Linked DNA regions of Homo sapiens: region 1 is linked to region 2. A link is a loop called in an ENCODE intact Hi-C map of the cell type or tissue named here. Cell type or tissue: PC-9. All regions are shown on one strand. Links, peaks and the distances in the headings refer to the core of each region. The heading gives the core; the rest is flanking DNA. Region 1 overlaps TNIK (TRAF2 and NCK interacting kinase). Region 2 overlaps TNIK (TRAF2 and NCK interacting kinase).

What was found. Hi-C counts contacts between places; a loop is a spot of excess contacts. Peaks named below come from ENCODE experiments on the same cell type or tissue, not always from the same donor. Only the 100,000 strongest peaks of a DNase experiment are listed, where the experiment ranks them.
Region 1: it touches region 2 in a loop (9-fold over the local background); 11 of 110 quality-filtered maps call a loop at or near these places.

Annotation. Positions count from the first base shown.
Region 1 is chr3:171,050,623-171,060,745 of GRCh38, reverse strand. It overlaps TNIK (TRAF2 and NCK interacting kinase), which reads left to right. Exons shown (of 33, transcript NM_015028.4): 33 at 1-2,332. Among named protein-coding and RNA genes, the nearest start is that of SLC2A2, 29 kb to the right of the region's middle. In PC-9, for the core only: no CTCF peak of the experiment used is centred there; DNase peaks (open chromatin) are centred at 4,005 and 4,865; H3K4me3 peaks cover 983 bases; H3K27ac peaks cover 3,344 bases.
Region 2 is chr3:171,153,014-171,163,136 of GRCh38, reverse strand. TNIK (TRAF2 and NCK interacting kinase) reads left to right here. Exons shown (of 33, transcript NM_015028.4): 11 at 1,801-1,867; 12 at 5,473-5,677. LOC105374216 (a long non-coding RNA gene) reads right to left here. Exons shown (of 5, transcript XR_007096163.1): 5 at 1,975-3,359. Among named protein-coding and RNA genes, the nearest start is that of MIR569, 51 kb to the right of the region's middle. RefSeq lists an enhancer at 3,703-3,997 and a silencer at 5,423-5,717. In PC-9, for the core only: a CTCF peak has its summit at 5,595; a DNase peak (open chromatin) is centred at 6,236; H3K4me3 peaks cover 1,142 bases; H3K27ac peaks cover 4,062 bases.

The sequences.
Region 1 (10,123 bases), core at 2,116-7,115, 100 kb after region 2:
GGTAGGAATGGATGACCAGTGAAGTTCCTTCAAATAATGAGGCTCTTCCCCCTGCCAGTTCCAGCCAGACCACTGTCATAACACACAATGCAAATGAAGACAGCCTTCACTAAGTTCCACATAAAATTGAACAGCTCTATTTTAGATAGATCTCATTATTTTTCTTGGAGACTTCTAAACAATCCTTCAAGAAGACCTAGAACTATTATTTTTATTAAACAGGGTATATTAAGTTATGGGTGAAATCTCACAAGGTCACCTGGACAGGGGCTCCATTTTTCTAACACTTTGACATTGTTTTCTAGGGTGCACTCCTAATATACTTTGCATCAAGTACATGTTTTTTAAAAACACCTTAGTTCCTGGTTGTCAAAACCTACTAACAATTTTTGTCTGTTCTTGTGACTCATTGGTAATTGGTGTCTCTGGTCCCTCCTGTCCAGTAGATTATTAGAAAGATGTGAAATTCCAGCCAGAACCATTTTGGTTTTATCCACTGCCAGGAAAGGAAGGGGCTAAAGTCTCACATTCCACGAAGCTTTTAAAAAAATGCTTTCCCTACTACTATGTGTACCAGTTCCCGTCACTGTATTCTTGAAACGTGGAAGAGCTCTTTGTGTTAACAGTGTGTGCTGTCTTTGAAAGTCTGCTTGAACAGGCATCACTTGCATTTGTGCTGATTGCTTTAAGATGTAAGATGTGCTACATTATTTTTAAGAAAAAAAATAGTTATTGATAAAACTTTTAATTTTAACCTACTGCAGGAAAACATGAGAAAATCCACAGCATGCTGATAACAATTCTGAATGATGCTACTATGCTCTTTATATTCCAGAATCACCACTGGTACCATGTTCTGATCATTTCAACAGTCTCTAACTTGTTAGTTACCTTTTAGTTCATTCTTCAAAATTTAAATCTAACCAAATCAAGCAAAACATAACCAACCAACCAAAAACTGACCTCCCCTGAGACTACATAGTTGTAACATAAATCTAAAATCCAAAAGTCTAAATTTGATTTAATTTACCTGCTAATATTTCTCATAAATGCCACTATATCTCCTTGGTCACTATATATCAGGAACCCTAAAGTAAGCTGTCCTTTCATGGATCTTAAATAAATTGGGTGTAAAATTGATCACTTTTCAGGAGTCCCAGCAAAGAAGAAAACCTCTTGAGAATTTGCAAGTTCAAAACTGACAATTTGTATATTCCTACCAAACATTTTCTAGGTTGTTTTTATTTCTACACCATTATTCTGGGAATTCTTCCATTGATAACTAGAATATTCAACAGTTTGCTTAGCATTAAACAGTGTGAGATCATAACCCTGTGCTTTGGACTTTATTCTTCTAGACCTGCCATTCCAGGAAGTGCCAGAATATACCAAAATAAAAATCCCCATAAAAGCATTTTTAAACAAAAATCCCTGGGTAATGTTTGAGTTATTTTAAATCTAGATCAAAATCTTGGATTCTTCTGAGTCCATGATGACAAATGTTTGGATGAAAAGTAGAAAATACAGTTAAAAATAAAAATGTCCTAAAGTTTACAGATTTTTGAGTTTGTGTACATATCTTCAAACTCACTCCTTGCATGATAGGGTTTGGTTTTAATGGTTTATTTTTATCAGCACCAAGTTGCATTGCACTATTGAGGCTGAGCAAATGCTGGTGGAAAGGTGAGTTTTCATTTCTGGCAATGGATCATTATTTGTACACTGTAAATATCATGCCCAGCTACCCCTTTCCCTTATCTCTTCCCCTGGGATAAATGTTAAGGAATAGTAATACTTATTATGGTATGTTTAAGAAACCTTGGACATTACCCTGAATCAAAACTTCAAATGTTAGGTGGCAGCAGGAAACAAAAGATTACAGCTTGAATGAAATTTTAAAATTGAATGTTGTAAAACTATTTTTGAACGTTTTAGCTGCCTTATTTATGTTAATATAACTGTAGAGAGATGCCAAATGTATAATATCAGAAGGGAAAACTACGATTTTGCTGTGCCTACAATTGTTTACATTTTTTAAATCTCCAGTTTTCAAAAGTATTTTAAATTGTCAAACATTTGCTAAAACTGGATTATAACCTCACCTGAGAATGAGAGAAGAAAATCTTCCTGGCATATTTTCCAGTCTGAAACTTTTGGTTACTTTCAGGTATTTTTTTTCTTGCATACAAAAATCATTGAGAAAGTACTTTCTACAGTTATTCTAAGCAGTCATTAAAAATGCTTTGATAGGTTTCCCCACATGGTAACTACCATGTCCTGGAATATAATATGCTATCTTTGTCAAAATATGAATAATAAAACATTAATCGTAGGATGCCTCCTTGTTCCTCATTGCCACTTCCAAACTATTCTCCTTTCCTCCTCCTGAACACTCATTGTTTTGAAGCTGTTGACATCAGCCTCCCAAGTCCCTACATTACCCTCTTTTACTCCTTCTCATTGCTCAAGAATTTTAGGTTTTGGCTCACTGTTGCTCTCTTTACCACCACCCTGTCATCATTCTTGATTATTTCAATATCCACTTAAGACAGTCCTACAAATACCCTGGCTTCTTGGTTCCCTGATCTTGACCAGTGAAACTTATCATTGCTAATTACTACATCAGCTCCTTAAGTGATAGCAGACAATTCTTATTTGCTCTAGGTAAATCCCATTCAACCTCACCAAATAAAGATCATTGCCCCAGAAACCGAATCCTCTCTTCTGCATCCCCTATTCTATTTCACTGTATTTTGAGTTTAATTGTATTCTGCAGTGTATCTCGCTGTGTTCTGTATGCTGCAGTATCTCCGGTCTTCAACACCCTCCTTGGCCCCATTACCCTGTCTAACTGAAACGGCCCAATAGTCCCATAGACAGTTGTTTTTGGATAAACATAGAAACTGACCCTTTTGCTGTTAAAGCTTGAAACTTGTATTTGTTTTCCTTCAGGCCTCTCAAAAAAGTATCAAAGAACTGGAACTCAACAGATCATAGCACCAGATGCCTTCTTGCCCCTCCTTAGTTCCTGTTTTCTTACACATTGTTACATTTCTTCCCTGCTATATAAATGCCTAGTTTTGGTCAGTCAGGGAGATGGATTTGAGACTAAGCTCCCATCTCCTTGGCCGCAGCACCCGACCAAACCAAAGCCTACTTTCTTGGCAATACTTGTCATCTCAGTGATTGGCTTTCTGTGTGGCAAGCAGCAGGACCTAGACCAAACCTAGTGTTTCGGTAACGTAACTACCATCTTATTTATCTGTTTCTCTTCACAGAAAAACTCTCTAGGGGGAACTGTGTATACTTACTGTCCTAAATTTCTCTCCTCCCTTGGTCTTTTGAACCAACTCAAATCAGGCTTTCATCTCTACCACAGCAGCTCTTGCTAAGGACACCAGCGACCTCCATGCTTTCAAATGCAATGGTTAGGTCTCTGGCTTCATGCTGCTTGAGTTATCTGCAGTCTTTGACATAGTTAATAATTACTTCCTTCTTGAAATGCTTTCTCAGTTCTGGGGCATCTTTCTCATGTTCTCTCACCTTCCTGGCCACTGCTTCTCAATCTCCTTGGCTGACTTCTTGGAGTGCCCCAGTCCTAGGCATCCCCCTCTAAGTGATCTCTCCCAGTCCTGGGGCTTTAAAAACTATACACTTACAACACCCACATTTTAATCTCCAGACCCAACCTCTTCCCTGAATGCCAAATAAAACTGGCATACAATTTAACTAATTTCCTATGAAGCACCTTCATTTGGATGTGTCATTGGCATCTCAAACTTGACATGTTCACCAATCAATACACAGTATTCCTCTTATTCATGGTTTCATTTTCCTTGGTTTTAGTTACCTGCGATTATCTGCAGTCTAAAAATATTAAATTGAAAATTCCAGAAATAATTCCTAAGTTTTAAATTGTGCACCGTTATGAATAGTGTAATGCAGTCTTGCTCCATCCTGCTACACCCCACTCAGGACATGAATCATCCCTTTGTCCAGCGTATCGATGCTGTAAACATCACCTTCCCCTTAGTCACTTTGTAGCCATCTTGGTTATCAGATAGACTGTCATGGTATCACAGTGCGTGTGTTCAAGTAACCCTTATTTTACTTAATGGCCCCAAAGTGCAAGAGTACTGTGCCTAATTTATACATTAAACTTTATCAGAAGTATGTATAGATAGGAAAAAAAATAGTATGTATAGGGTTCAGTATTATCCACAGTTTCTGGCATCCACAGTGGGTCTTCAAACTCCCCCTCAGATAAGGGGGTACTACTGAACTCCCATTGCAATCCTCCCTGTGCCAGTAAATGGCAGCTCTATTCCTTCACACCAGAAAATCTCGTTATCCTTTATTTTTCACTTTCACATACCACATCGAATCCATTTCTTTTTTAATCCTGTTTTCCCTAGTTTCAGAATATATCCACAATCCACTCTGGGTCCAAGCCACTTCTTGCCTGATATGATGGTGTTAAAACATATTCCAGGTTATGCTACTTTTCTGCTAGTCCCTCAATGCCTTCCCATCTCACCTGGAATGTCAACATCCTTACAGTGGCCTAGAAGGGCATTGTGATAATCTGTCCTACTTTTGGCCCCACCTCAGCCGCCACTGCCACTTCTCTGACCTCATCTATTTCTTTTGTCACTTTGCTAAAGTCACACTGGCCTCCTTCCTTCACCCAGAACACCCTCAAAGCATGTTCTGTCTCAGAGTCTTTGTCCTTGCTGTCTCTCAGTCTCAAAACTTCCCCCATATGCCTACATAGCTGACTCCCTCCCTTCAGGTCTCTGTACAAATATTCCTGTACTGTCAGAGACCTGTGTCAAATAACTTCTCATCCCCCCACTCATTTTCTGCTTCATTGCCTTTCACAGTACTTATCACCATATACTTTGCTTACTGGTCCGTCTCCAGTGCTTTGAAGAATGCTTGGCAAATATTAGTCACTCAGTAAATATCTGTTGGATGAAAGAATGAATGAAAATAATAACAGAGCTTTGGAATTTTTTAAAGGGTAAAAAACTATATGATTAATTTCAGTTTCAAAAAAAAAAAAACACTGTCTCCAAAGTTTATATCATAAAAGCATAGGTTTTATGTCATATAGAAAATAGAAAACCCTACAGATTTTCTTTCCTGGAAGGCTATTGTGGATGGAAGACACCGGGCTATGACCCTGGCTATACTTTCTTGCTCCATGAATCATCCTAACAGGCCAAGTTGCAGGAACGTAAGAAGGGCTGTCATATAGAACCATGAGAAAAGCAGTATTTCAAAACTCTTACATTTTTACAGATAATGATCCATTTTAAGCTATTGGCATTGCAATAAATGCAGTTATTGGATGTGGGTGGGGATTCTGAATTTTGTTTTCTGGTCTAAATGTTTAAAAAAACAATTTTTTTTTTCTGAAACAAGAAATAAACAACAGTGAAAGTATCCTCCTGCCAAATGCAGCTTGAAGACAGCCTAATGACATTTGGGTCTTAACAATCTTCCAAGGACAACAATTCTGCCTCCCTGGGAAGCCTCTAACATCTGTATATATTCAGCTCCACTGAATGTTGCATGAAGTTTCATTGTAGAAAATTGACACATGCCTTCTGATTAATCTGTTGTTTCACTCAGTCTTGTAAAGGGCACACCCTGTAGTTTCCATTTGTTCAATCATGTATTTTCCTGCTCACTTAATAAATCTTTTTAAAAAATAAAGAAGGAAGATAACAAAATGATGTCATATGAAGCAATATAACAGTGAAAGAATTTTTTTTTTGGTCCTCATTACTTTTTGTGTCTTTTCACAAATCTGTTGAGATTAAGGATAGTGTGTAATTCATGCTAAATAGCTAGGATCAAGGTCTTCACCTTTCCAGGACCAAAAGCATTTTGGAGTTCCATGGTGCTTAGTTACAGATTCCTGAGGTCCTGTTGAAAAATGCAGGACATTAGTTTCAGGGATAGATGGAAAATATGAAAAAGATGCTAAGAAATGGGACAAGGTGTCACAGTCATTGTGAACAATCTAGATTATCACAAACTCCAGTTAAGATACAAAAACATTTTCAAAGTGAGTTCTCTATATGTGAAAAAAAATATTTTAGGGTGTTGGTTTTCTTTAAAATTGTAACTCAACAGCTTAAATACATGTTTTTATATTTTCATAAGCAACTAAATCCATGTTCTATGACAATAACAATTTGATATAGGGTTATCTCCCTCCAAAAATTAGTCATCTTCATGTCCAAAGTTCAATGTTAATTTACCCATAGTCATGAGGGCAGGGATCAGCAGCATCACGGTCTGATGAACATTTTCAGCACTGTACCCAGTGCTCCATGGATCTCAGGTTATCTTTTATTATTAAACCCATTTAATAAGAGAGATGGCAGTTGAAAAATTGAAGGATTTAGAGCTAGAAGGCATCACTGGAGCAGAAAGAAACAGCATAGCCTTCAGGTCAACTTGATACTCTTCCCCCATCTCATTCCTTCTCACTAGAATAGCCACATTCATAATTGGAAGCCTAGCCAGCTCAGGCCAAAGTTATCATTAGTCCAAGGAAAAATGACCAAAAAGGACAGCATAGTGAGTTTTGTATAAAAGCTCATTTAAAGATCGTCTTATTTGGAGATGGTGTGCCCTCATTTTAGTGTTACAATGTATTTGAGAGCTGATGCTGATAATAAATGGCTATTTTATTAAATGCTCTAGTTTGGCAAAATTAAAAGTTGACAGTTTTGTTGTTCTTCACAAGATTTGGGGTTGAGTGGGTGTATTATTAGTCCATTTCATTACTACTGATAAAGACATACCCGAGACCGGACAATTTACAAAAGAAAGAGGTTTATTGGACTTACAGTTCCACGTGGCTGGGGAGGCCTCACAATCATGGTGCAAGGTGAAAGGCACGTCTCACATGGCAACAGACAAGAGAAGAGAGCTTGTGCAGGGAAACTCCCATTTTTAAAAGCATCAGATTTTGAGAGACTTACTATCACGAGAACAGCACAGGAAAGACCTGCCCTCACGATTCATTCCCTTCCCACCAGGTCCCTTCCAGGACACATAGGAATTCAAGATGAAATCTGGGTGGGGACACAGCCAAACCATATCATTCTGCACCAGGCCCTTCCCAAATCTCATGTCCTCACATTTCAAAACAAATCATGCCTTCCCAACAGTTCCCCAAAGTCTTAAGTCAGCATTAACTCAAAAGTCCACAGTCCAAAGTCTCATGTGAAACAAGGCAAGTCCCTTCCACCTATGAGCCTGTAAAATCAAAAGCAAGTTAGTTACTTCCTAGATGCAATGGGGGTACAGGCATTGGGTAAATACAGTCATTCCAAATGGGAGAAATTGACCAAAACAAAGGGGCTACAGGTCCCATGCAAGTCCAAAACCCAGCAGGGCAGTCAAATCTTAAAGCTCCAAAATGATGTCATTTGACTCCATGTCTCACAACCAGGTCATGCTGATGCAAGAGGTGGGTTCCCATGATCTTAGGCAGCTCCACTCCTGTAGTTGTGCAGGGTCCAGCCTCCCTCCCAGCTGCTTTCATGGGCTGGCATTGAGTGTCTGTGGCTTTTCCAGGCGCACAGTGCAATCTATTGGTTGATCTACCATTCTGGGGTCTGGAGGATGGTGGCCCTCTTCTCACAGCTCCACTAGGTGGTGCCCCAGTAAGGACTCTGTGGGGGCTCTGACCCCACATTTCCCTCCCACGCTGCCCTAGCAGAGGTTCTCCATGACAGCCGCACCCCTGCAGCAAACTTCTGCCTGGGCATCCAGGTGTTTCCTTATATCCTCTGAAATCTAGGTGGATTTCAAACCTCAACTGTTGACTTCTGTGTGCCCACAGGCTCAACACCACATGGAAGCTGCCAAGGCTTGGGGCTTCCAACCTCTGAAGTAACAGCCCAAGCTGTACTTTGGCCTCTTTTAGTCACAAGACGAAGGGCACCAAGTCCCTAGACTGCACACAGCAGAGGGACCCTTGGCCTGGCCCACAAAACTATATTTTCCTCCTAAATCTCTGGGCCTGTGATAAGAAGGGCTGCCCCAAAGGTCTCTGACATGCCCTGGAGACATTTTCCCCATTGTCTTGGGGATTGACATTTGGCTTCTCATTACTTAGGCAAATTTCTGCAGCGGGCTTGAATTTCTCCTCAGAAAATGGGATTTTCTTTTCTATTGCATTGTCAGGCTGCAAATTTTCTGAACATCTATGCTCTGTTTCCTTTTAAAACTCAATGCCTTTAACAGCACCCATGTCATCTCTTGAATGCTTTGCTGCTTAGCCAAATACCCTAAATCATCTCAGTCAAATTCAAAGTTCCACAAATCTCTAGGACAGGGGCAAAATGCTGCCAGTCTCTTTGCTAAAACAACAAGTCACCTTTGTTCCAGTTCCCAACAAGTTCCTCATCTCCATCTGAGACCACCTCAGCCTGGATTTCATTGTCCATATCATTATCAGCATTTTGGTCAAAGCCATTCAACAAGTATCTAGGAAGTTCCAAACTTTCCCACATGTTCCTGTCTTCTGAGCCCCTCCAAACTGTGCCAACCTCTGCCTGTTACCCAATTCCAAACTCACTTCCACATTTTGGGGTATCTTTTCAGCAGTACCCCACTCTACTGGTACCAATTTATTCTATTAGTCCATTTTTACGCTGCTGATAAAGACATACACAAGACTGGGCAATTTACAAAAGAAAGAAGTTTATTGGACTTACAGTTCCAGATGGCTAGGGAGGCCTCACAATCATAGCAGAAGGCAAAAGGCACATCTCACGTGGCAGCAGACAAGAGAAGAGAGCTTGTGCAGGGAAACTCCCATTTTAAAACCATCAGATTTTGTGAGACTTATTCACTATCAAAAGAACAGTACAAAAAAGACCTGTCCCCATGATTCAATCACCTCCCATCAGGTCCCTCCCACAACACATGGGAATTCAAGATGAGACTTGGGTGGGGACACAGCCAAACCATATCAGTGGTGGAGACTTCAGTTTTCTTGTTGAAATTTTTCCTAGCTAGTAACATCTAAAAATATATGGTAACAACTGCTGTAGAGAACTTTTACAAAAGTCCAGACCTTATTTCAGTATAGAAATATACTGCCCATCTCAAAAATTGATAGGAAAAAACCCAAGAGCATCACCCAGCACTGGAAACAAAGCAGACACCCTGCCTAATGTCCATGATTTATATTTATTTTGCTGGCTTCATCAAGTAAGTGGAATTTAAGAAAGCTCTATAGGCTTTAGTGCCATCACAGTGGATATGCTGTGAAACAGACGACACAGCGAAACTCAGAAGTCATAAGCTAACTGCATCCTAGTCACCTCATTTACCAAAAGAATTCATTCCCAATTTTTAAAAGTATGATGAGTTCACCTCCTATCTACCTCAGAAACAGAAAAGCAACAAAAAGTTTAGTAACAGTTTTAAATAAAGCTGCATTTTATAAGCCACATTCATTTTTAAAATAATTACTATACATATGAATCATTTATTTAGGCTACAAACAATGCCTGGTATACAGATGGGGTGTTGGACCTCTTGATATATCACCCAATCCCTGGTCTTAGACCATGGTTTGGAAAATTTTTAACTGTCAATATTTTCCCTGAGAATCCCCTTTTTGTTTTGGTTGTGTTTTATGGCAACGTTTTAATGTGGATAACATGTTAATGGTCATTGTTTCAGCTCATTTTAATATGGCTGCCCTTATCACCTTTAGATGTCAGAGAATTCAATATCATCATCGTATTTTTTTTTTTACCTGTTTATATGCCATCTTATTTTTTAAAACATTTGAGGCAGCTATAATCTGGCTTCTGAGGAGCCACTAAAGCAGTATGTACTATCTACGTGAAGGAAAGCAAAGTAGCCATTTATCTATCAGCTGTCTATTCTATAACAGGCCTCATACTGGATGCTGAGGCAGAAAGAGGTGATGGAGAAACGATCTCCCTAGGTTGCAGGGGACATGAGGAAGGCAGGAGACATGAACAGAGATAATGACAAAGAACAGAGTCAGTCATTTGATAGAGGATTTCAAGGATTGCATGGGACAAAAATGAAGGGATATGGCCTTCATAAGACATTG
Region 2 (10,123 bases), core at 2,859-7,858:
AACTACTCACAGCTCATTGTTTCCTGAACATATTATGCACTGTAATACTGCCAGCCTTACTCATGTGGATATGTTGCTTAGAGTGTCCTTTTCCCACAAGTGCCAGCTGCTAACTGCCTGGAGAAGGGCCACTGACCTTCCAAAGCCCAGTTCATTTTTTCTCCAAAGACTTCAAGTCTCTTCCTCCATTATGACCAGTGGCACTAGCTGTTCCTTTCTTTGATATCTCATTGCTCTTTATATGTACTGCTATTTAGCATATAATATGTTGGAAAGAGCACTATTTTTTAAGTTGGAAAAGTTCTGGATTGAATTCTAAATCCAAATCCTAGATTGACCTTTTATTAATGAGATAACATTGGTTATATTACTTAACCTCTTGTAATTTCAGTATTCTTGCTTGAAAAATAGACACTAATTTGGAGGGTTATTATGAAAAATAAATGAGAGAACAGAGTAAAATATCTAGCAGTAGTGACTGGTGTGGGAGATACCCACTAAATATTCCTTCCCTTTCTTCACAATCATGAAGGCTCTGATATTTACTCATCTCACATATTAGATTTGATCTCTTCCAAAGCAAGCCTCAATCTTATTCATTCACACATGTAAACTGCTTCCCATTTTGCTGAATTAAAGGACTGTCCCTAGTGGATCAATCAAAACACATTTTAAATATAGATATACATTTTTTAAATTTTAAATATATATTTGAGACGGAGTCTCACTCTATCACCCAGGCTTGAGTGCAGTGGTGCGATCTTGGCTCACTGCAAGCTCCACCTTCCAGGTTCATGCCATTCTCCTGCCTCAGCCTCCCAAGTAGCTGGGACTACCGGTGCCTGTAACCACGCCCAGCTAATTTTTTTTTGTATTTTTAGTAGAGATGGGGTTTCACTGTGTTAGCCTAGATGGTCTCGATCTTCTGACCTCATGATCCGCCCACCTTGGCCTCCCAAAGTGCTGGGATTACAGGCGTGAACCACCGCACCCGGCCACTATATATTTTTAATAGCACCTATTGTCAAAAGTTTCTTTGTTGCACTTAGCAAAATAGTCTAAAGACAGTTTGCAAGTCCATGTAAGTCATAATAAAATCCTACTTTAAAAATGGTTAATACCATCAATAAGTTACAAAGGGCCAATGGGTTTGATATGGGTGGCTTTATAGTGGGAATAACACAAACAAATTATTATTATTATTATATTATTATTTTGAGACAGGGCCTCGCTCTGTCGCCCATGCTAGAGTGCAGTGGCACGATCTTGGCTCACTACAAGCTCCCCCTCCTGGGTTTGCGCCATTCTCCTGCCTCAGCCTCCCAAGTAGCTGGGACTACAGGCACCCGCCACCACGCCCGGCTAATTTTTTTTGTATTTTTAGTAGAGACGGGGTTTTGCCATGTTAGCCAGGATGGTCTCGATCTCCTGACCTTGTGATCCGCCCGCCTCAGCCTCCCAAAGTGCTGGGATTACAGGCGTGAGCCACCGTGCCCGGCCAAACAAGTTATTTTTAATTGAAATTAAATTAATAAAAAAATTAAAAAATTATTTTTTAATTCCTTCTCATGTGAACACTAGGCACTGGGGACAGATATCTAGAGTCAGCCGAGACAGCCTTGAATGTGGTTAATTTCATATACTTATGGGAACCATTAAATCACAAGCCTGGAGACCGTTCCAGCGCTGTGTTAACTACAACTCTTTGGGTGTCTATTTATTTATATATAAGAGACGGGGTTGGGCTTTACTGAGCCATAGCATCTTTTTGTGCACTAACATGCTGGGATCTTTCTTCAGATGAGACAGAGTATGAGTACAGTGGAAGTGAGGAAGAAGAGGAGGAGAATGACTCAGGAGAGCCCAGGTATGAGAGCAAAAGCCAAGTCTTCTAATGTTCACATTCTGAATTGTGCTTGTGTGAAATTCACTTTCCTTTTGATTTATAGGTTCGTTTTTAAGAATCCACCAGGGTGGTCTTATTTAATTTATTGCCCATGAACATACTCATTAATTTGGGAAAATTTCCCTAGGCAGACCATTACGAAAATGTGGAAATCAGCATATTCTTTATCTTGTCCCCCAAGATTTATGGTCTCTATCGTAAGAGCTTGTTTTCTTACATATGTAACACGTAGAATGGGTAGAAGGCTAATTATCTGGGCAATGCAGGACTAAAAATACTTAAAACTGCAACTTTCTAGAGACCTAAGTGGTATTTTCGGACTTGCGTTATTCAGTTCGTTACTTCACACCTTTGAGAAGCCCATTCGGGTAGCCACTGTCCTTGTCACATGCCTTGGTATTTTCATTGCAGCCTAATCCAGGAGAAAGTGATTTTCAGAAAATCAAATTATATGTAGAGATGAACTCCAAACAAATACTTTTGGGCCATTCCTGTTGTCACCTGTTGGACCTCAGAATCCAGGGCTGTTTTATTGTCATGCCTACATTTTGAATTCCACTTGACTTTGATTCTGACTTTCTTCTAGTCTGTGTTTATAAGTAATTAAGGTTAGTGTGCTTGCACTGCCAGGATATCTCTTTGGTGAGCGAATTCAGCTTGTTGAGTCAAGGAGGGCAGGCCCACATCCCATGGTGCCATGCAGTATACATGTGAAGTAAGACTTGGGGGGAATTGCACAAGCAGAAGACTCATTGAGGTGTGGCCTCCCTCCTCAAGCCATCCAAGGAGTGGACCCTAATGCTCCAGAAGGATCAGTTCCTGTACCACTGAGGGAGAGCTTTCTGACCAGAAAAGGGGCCAGCTTAGCCACCACTGCTAGAATGAGCCAGATACCATGTGTTCTTTTTTTATGCTAACTCAGACCTACTGAGCTGGATTCTTGCTAAGCTTCTATAAGAAGATGGAACTGAGCTTTCAGAGCCATCCAGTTTTTCTCTCTTCACCTGCCACAGGATTCCTCAAGGTCAAAGACCGAATACTTCTTTCCTACCATCTGATACATAGCATGTTGGCCGTCCCCGGTTTAGCTGCATAAAGAAGATGACTGCCAAGTAGTGACATAGAAAATGAACATTCCTGAAAGGCAGAGGACCAAACGCCCTGCTTTCAGAGAAGTTGTACACCAGTGTTCAAAAGCTTACCCAAAAGGTTACTGTGTCAGCCTTCTGACCACTTTCTGTAGAACTGAGAAACCCTGTCTTTCTAACACTTGCTAAACTGCATATTAGGAGTCACTCAACGAGCCAGCCCAGCCGTACCTTAACACTTCCGTAATTATAACATGTCATTATATCATGCTGAAGATTATGTTCCAAGTCCTGTTGTTGTTGTTATTATACTTTAAGTCCAAGTCCTGTTTTTATGGACGTATCTAATTAATCTTCATGAAATCCTGAAAAATAGAAAAGGACAATGGTTATCTCATTTTAGAAATGAGGCGACAGCCTAAGGGTTGCACCCAGGTCACACACAGAGTTAATGGTTGAGTCACTAACACAGCTCAGATCTTCTGACATTGATTCAATATCAATTAATATTAATGGAGCATCCTCGTGTGCATGGGAGGCTGGGTTCCCAAGTCCCTCCCCTCTGCACAGGGCAAGTGGCCTGTGTAGATAAGCACCATCGTTTGGGGTTTTAGAGTTTGACACAAAGGCTCTAAGTTTTAGAGAAGGCTTGTGAGTAGACGCCAAGCATTGTCTATGGAACATCACGAACAAAGCCTTTTTATGTCTTTTCATGGCAGTATCTCACACAGCACACTAACTACTCTCCAAAACCGATCCTTGGTCCTCTTGTTAACTGCCACGAAACTTGCTCCTCCCTCAGCATTCCTCATTCCTGTTCTCGTTACCACCGTCACCCAGCCACCAAGACAGAACCTGCAAGTCATCCCTCACTCCACATGTCAGATCTGTCCACAGGCTTCGTGACCTCTATCCCCAAACGCTCCTTCCCTCCTCCACCCGCTCTGCTCTCGCCCTGGGTGGTGTCCCCACCCCAGAACCACTCTGCAGCAGCAGTCCGGCTTGCTGTGCTTGCCCCTGTACCCCTCGCTAGGTCATCCATTTAGCAGCCAAACCCATCTGCTCATGTTGCTCTTCTGCATAAAACCTTCCCGTGCCTGCATGGCTGTCGCGGCCCCGCACCTATCTCTCTGACCTCCTCTCATACCCTTCTCCCTCTCATTCACTCTGCTCTGGGAAGCCGGGCTGGTGTTCAGTTGCTCAAAAATAGGGTGCACCCCTGTTTTCCTCTCAGGCCTCTAAACCTGCTTTTCCCTCTGCCTGGAACGTTCTTCCTTCTTCATCAACTGCTTCCTTCCCAGAGAGGTCTTTCTGACCACCCATCTAAAGTAAGGCCTCAAAGCTTACCTCAGCTCCCAGCCACTGTCACTGAAACAATTACAATTTTAGTCTTCTATAGAGCCTATTAATACCTGAAATTATTTGTCTGTATGTGTGTCCCATAAGAAGATAACTTTAAAGGGAGAATTTATCTAGCAACTGCCGTATCCTTAGAGCTTACTACAGTGACTGCCACATAGCAGGTGCTCCGTAAATATGTGTTTAATAGATTTATTTCAAATGGAAGCTTCCAGAAAGATTAAAAGGGCTACGTTTGAATAAACAGAAGTCATTTCTTAGCTCCCTCTTAGGCTGCTGTGCAGAATCAAGGAGTCTGTAACATTTAGTTGTTCACCTGCGAGCAGGGCAGCCCAGGACCACCAGCGAAGTAGGTAGAACTTATTTATGTCCTCTCGATCTCTGTCGTATGCACACACATTCATGTACAACCACCATTTTACAGAAGACAAAACTGTTACCTAAACAGAATCTAGGAACCAATGAGCTGGGTTGAAGTCCTAGCTGCACCTGCTGTGGCCAGAGCCAAACCAAGCCCTTTAAGTGTGGTACAGTCAGGCAAACCCTGACTTGGACTCAGCAGGCTTGGGCTCAGATCCTGGCTCTGTGTTGACCTTGACTCAAGGGTTTTCCATCGCTAGTTCATCGTGGCTTCACAGGAGCAGCCTGGCCTCTGCCTCATGGGGTTTGGTGTGAGGGGGTGGTGTGGGTGAGGCCGATCTGTGCTTGTCTGAGTACCCTTGTTGCCCACCATTGTCCATTTTTATTGAAAATAATCCAGTCTGGGGCTCATGGCTTGCACACTGGCTAAAGTCTTTAAAAACAAATCTTTGCCACGTCCCAAGGATGAGGGAGTGGTGTGGACAGTCCTGGAGAAGGTGACAACTCTGAGAATGTGACATCCCTCTATGGATGGAGGCAGCATTTGTTGGCCACAGTCGTACTGAAAGGGAGGCAGGTCTCTTATCCTGATGCTGTTTCTTTGGGGTGAATGATTGAATTAGCGGAGGATCTAGGAGCCTGTGCTCTTCTTTCCCTGTGTGTGGGTGAATCATTTGTCCCGCTTTCCTCCTCCAAGGCCTCTTGGTAGCCATGGCCCCTGCCCCACGTGGGATCCTGATCACTCTCTCCTACCCACAGCTCCATCCTGAATCTGCCAGGGGAGTCGACGCTGCGGAGGGACTTTCTGAGGCTGCAGCTGGCCAACAAGGAGCGTTCTGAGGCCCTACGGAGGCAGCAGCTGGAGCAGCAGCAGCGGGAGAATGAGGAGCACAAGCGGCAGCTGCTGGCCGAGCGTCAGAAGCGCATCGAGGAGCAGAAAGAGCAGAGGCGGCGGCTGGAGGAGGTGAGGACCTGCTCGGGCCACCTCTGACCCCAAGCCTCTCAGTTGTGGTCACTCTCCAAGCATTCCCTGGGGGCCCACATCCCACCTGTGAGCACACAGAGCTTAGAGGCACAAAGGGGTTGACTGCAAGGGCAGATAAGTCCTGAATGCTCTTACAAACAAAAGGCTTCCCTTGCTTTTTGTGGTGGTGTGGTCATTTCAGAAAAGCAGGTGAAGGCCGTCACCCCTTCCTGTCTTGCCCATATATCACCTTCTCAGCACCTTCTCAGCTTTACTTAAAGTCACAGTCCCTCCCTCCAGCATGTCCTATTTCCCTGCCCTGCCTTATTACTTTTACACAGCCCTTAGCACCTTCAAATATAGTCTACATATACTTTTACATGCCTGAATGTCCCTACTGGAATTTAAGCTCCATCAGGACAAGGAGATTTTATCTCTTTTATTCCCTGATGTATCTCTAGCATGTCGTAGGTGCCTCATAAATATCTGTGGAATGAGTAATATATGAATGAATGGGTCAGTAGTTGAGAGGTGAAATATAGGTATTAACTAGATCACAGTGAATAAGCAGATAAGTGGAATTTCAAGTATGGAAGAGTAGGACCTGCCTATTGATGCTCTGAATGCTAGGAAGAATGTTTCACAGATCCTTTCCCAGACATCCCTTAGTACCCAGGGCCTGTCCTCCAGCCTGTGGGCAAGACCTGCCTTTAGCAGCAGATACTGCTTATCTGTGTGGGAAGCCATACTGCTAGCCACAGTTGGCTGCATGCCTTGTCCTGGGCCAGACTCTCACCTTGTGGTCTTACAGACATTTGTTAAAGCCTCCTTCCCAGAACTTTGCCCAGATATCTCAGGCCTCCTTCCTCTGCCAGATAAATCAAAGCCTCTAGACAATTAGGAAACCGAGAGAGCATATCTATTGGGGAAGTTGGGCAGCAGATGAAAGGCGCACTAACTGCACGGTAATGGGATAGTAATTTTACAGGTTTCCCGAACACCAGCTTGCTTCTCATTAACGGGCTTGCAGCAATTCACTTGCTTTGCCAGGTGGCCACTGAAGATTTAGAGGGTGGTGAATTGCAGTCACCAGCAGCAGATTGCTTTTTAAATGGTACATCAAGGTCCAGCCTCCCTGGTTTAAATCAGTAAGGGCCTCAGTTCCAGTTTGCAGCAAATCCCATCAACCTCATTATGTCCTTCAAATATCAGTATCAGACCAGCAACAATAATACCCAATGGTTACAATTATTGAGTGATTTTAGTAATGTCAAGTACCAGGCAGGATGCTTTGCTTATAGCCACTATCTCATCTACTATCATTATCTCTTTTCCTGTATTGATTATCTCTCATGCAAAACTCATAATCCCCATTTAACAAAGAAGAAACTGAGGTTCAGGGAGGGAAGTAATTGGTCCCATGTTGCAGGGTACTGTGTTTAGTACTTTACACGAATTGTCTCATTTAATCCTCACAATAATCTCCAGTCTAAAGATAATGCAGCTGAGTCTTAGAGAGGTTAATAACTTGTTAAAGGTTGAGAAGAAAACCGGGTTTCAGATCCAGGGGATTGGCCTGCAGAGCCTAAGCACCAAGTCACTGCATGTGTTCTGTGTCTCCACTGATAAGTCAAAGTTGGTATGCTTTTCCACATCCCTCATCTGGCCTCTATGTCTATAGTCTTTTATCCTGAACATTTAAGGAGTTCTGCGCAAGGGCACAGAATCTGTGGCCAACAGATGCTCGCCTTTGACCTGGGTTCTGTCTCACGCTCCCAGTCAGAGCTATTGCCAAGGCCTCCTTTGTGTCTCTTCTCTTGTGGCATTTGCTTGAACCTCTACCATGGAGCAAGTCAGAGTTCAGCTCACTGAGGCATGTGCAGCCAGAGACACACCCTGTCAATCCTGGCTTGCACAGAAGACGTCAGCCAGCATGCATGAGGGCACAAGCCTTTTGCTGTATGTACCAATGGGCATGAGCCTTGGCTCCATACCAGAAGCAGGAATGCTTCTGGCCACAGAGCATTGATAGATTATTCCAGCTTTCTCTTTTGATCCTTCATCTTATTCTATAGCGCAGTGGAGAAGAACAAGGAATACTAAGTACTCAGAGAGCTGTAAATTCTGAACCCCTTAGTCATGACATTCTCTCCCACCAGGAACTCTTCTGCTGTGTCCTGCTCCTGCCAGGTCCCCTTCTATGTCTGCTTCCCTGGCCTTTGGTGACCACTTGTGTTTCTGGTGTCCTGAGTAGGAACTTGGACTACATTGTCATATAGAAACTGTTAAAGCCCATAGTTCAGCTTGAGTATTTCACTGCGAGTCATTTTTCCTTTTGTAGGAAAAACATTCCCACTTAGCTACCCCTTTGGTCACACAGGACTATGTAGCTTGTAGCTTTTGTATTTTGTGATCTCAAATGTCACCTCCCACCAGAGGGTTTCTAAGGAAGCCCTGCATGTCCTTTACTATTTATGAGTAACCATGTGGATTTGGCTAAGCTCTAAATCAGTGTCTGTATATTCTTAGAAGGACTTTGAATATACACTGAATGTTGTCACTGATCAGCTTTATGAAAAGGACGTGGCTTCAGGCCAATTAAATGGTGGAGAGAAGACTCAGCTTTTGACCATTGTTGAAGTACAACCTATAACAAAGTTCCAGGAACTTGATTAAACCCAGCTAAAGTGAATGAGTCCATCAATGGTGAGAAAAAGTACAAGGAGGACCTCTTCTAGTTTTACTCAGCTCAATAAAAATTTCTATTACTTGGCATAAACAAAATACATCTTGTTTTATTCTGTATCATGGAGTTAGGATCCAAGAATAATGGGAGCCTTCAGGGGTCAAGGCTTCTACTCTGGTAATCTTGAGCAAGTTTGTGGTGATGTTTGATTCTGCTCAAGAGTTCTGAAATGATATTAGTGATTTATATATGTGTTTCAAATTGCTGAGCACATTCTATACTTTCATTTTGGGGAGCGTGCCTGTAAGTCACAGGAATGAATCAAATAGACCCCAGAAGCACCTGCTCCCTGGTAGTATGTTTTATTCTTTCAAGACTCTTTCAGGACACCAACATTCTCATGTAGTGCCCTTCAAGACCATCCTAACATTGTCCAGTTATAAAAATAACCAGTTCTATCTGGCCAAAAAATATACACTTTGGCTCCATCCCATGAATTTTTTTTTTTTTTTTTGAAGAGATATCACCTGTATCTTATTGGCCAGTAATCATGGAGCATTAATGTACAAAGTAAGAACCTGGCAGCCTAAAAATGTCAGCCCTCTCTAAGCCTCTAACTTTTTATTGTGACTGAGGCTTTCAAGGATGTTAGACTCAATTGTTGTTGTTGTTTTTAAGCATGAGGTTTTTAAGCATAAGGTTGAATTAAAACCTTTTCCTGGGGTCTGTAGGTCATCATTTGACAAATATTCAGTGAACACCTCTGTTGTGTGGGCACCATGTTAGACACTAGAAATACAGTCTCCCATTGTGACGATTAGATCTGTGAGGGAAACAGGCACTAAGCAAATAATCAGCCAAGTAATCATTTATCATCACAGCAATGACTGCCGTGGTGGAGGAGAGTGGCATGCTAAAAGAGCGTGCCACAGGGTGGGAGCCTCACCTGGCTTGGTCAGAGTCCCGCTACAGGAGGGAGTGGGGCACGGAGAGATACCAGGCAGGGAAGCCATGGCACAGTCATGCAGGGCTTTGTAGACCATGTTGATTACTTTTGAATTTTATTCTAAGAAGAGTGGGAAACCATTGATGTGTCTTCACTAAGGGAACAGAATCAGATCTGCCTTTTTCAAATGAAACTTGGGCTGCTGCAGTTGGTGCTGGAAAGAAGCAAGAGTAAATGGAGGAGACAAGTTAGTCTAGGCCAGAGAGTGTGATGCTTTGGACAGATGATGGTGGAGTGGGGATTGAGAAAAGTGGACACATTTGAGACAAATGTAGCCTGTGGACCATGCAGGATGTGCAAGTTGATTAGACATCAGGGATGAGGAAGAGCAGCCAACAGTAATAGTAGTAGTACAATCCATGCAGTTGGATTATGGTAGAGATGGCCATAGAAGAGGGGTCAAAAATAAGAAAAATAGGAATTATTGGTTTGTGGTAATAAAAGTACACATGAGAAGAGAGTGTAGGCCTGAGCTCTAAGAACTCAGAATAGACAAGGAAGAGACAGCAGAGAAATTTGATAAGGAAGTGGAAGGAACACCTGGAGAGTTTGATGCTATAGAAGCAAAGATTTAGTATGCAAGCATAAGGATGGAGTTAAAGGGGCCAGCTCTGCAGAATGCTGCTCAGAGGTCAGGAAGACAATAGCATCTTTTGGTTTCAAATGACAAAGAGGATATTTAAAACATAGTTTTGGCCGGGCGCAGTGGCTCACGCCCACTGTAATCCCAGCATTTTGGGAGGCCGAGGCAGGT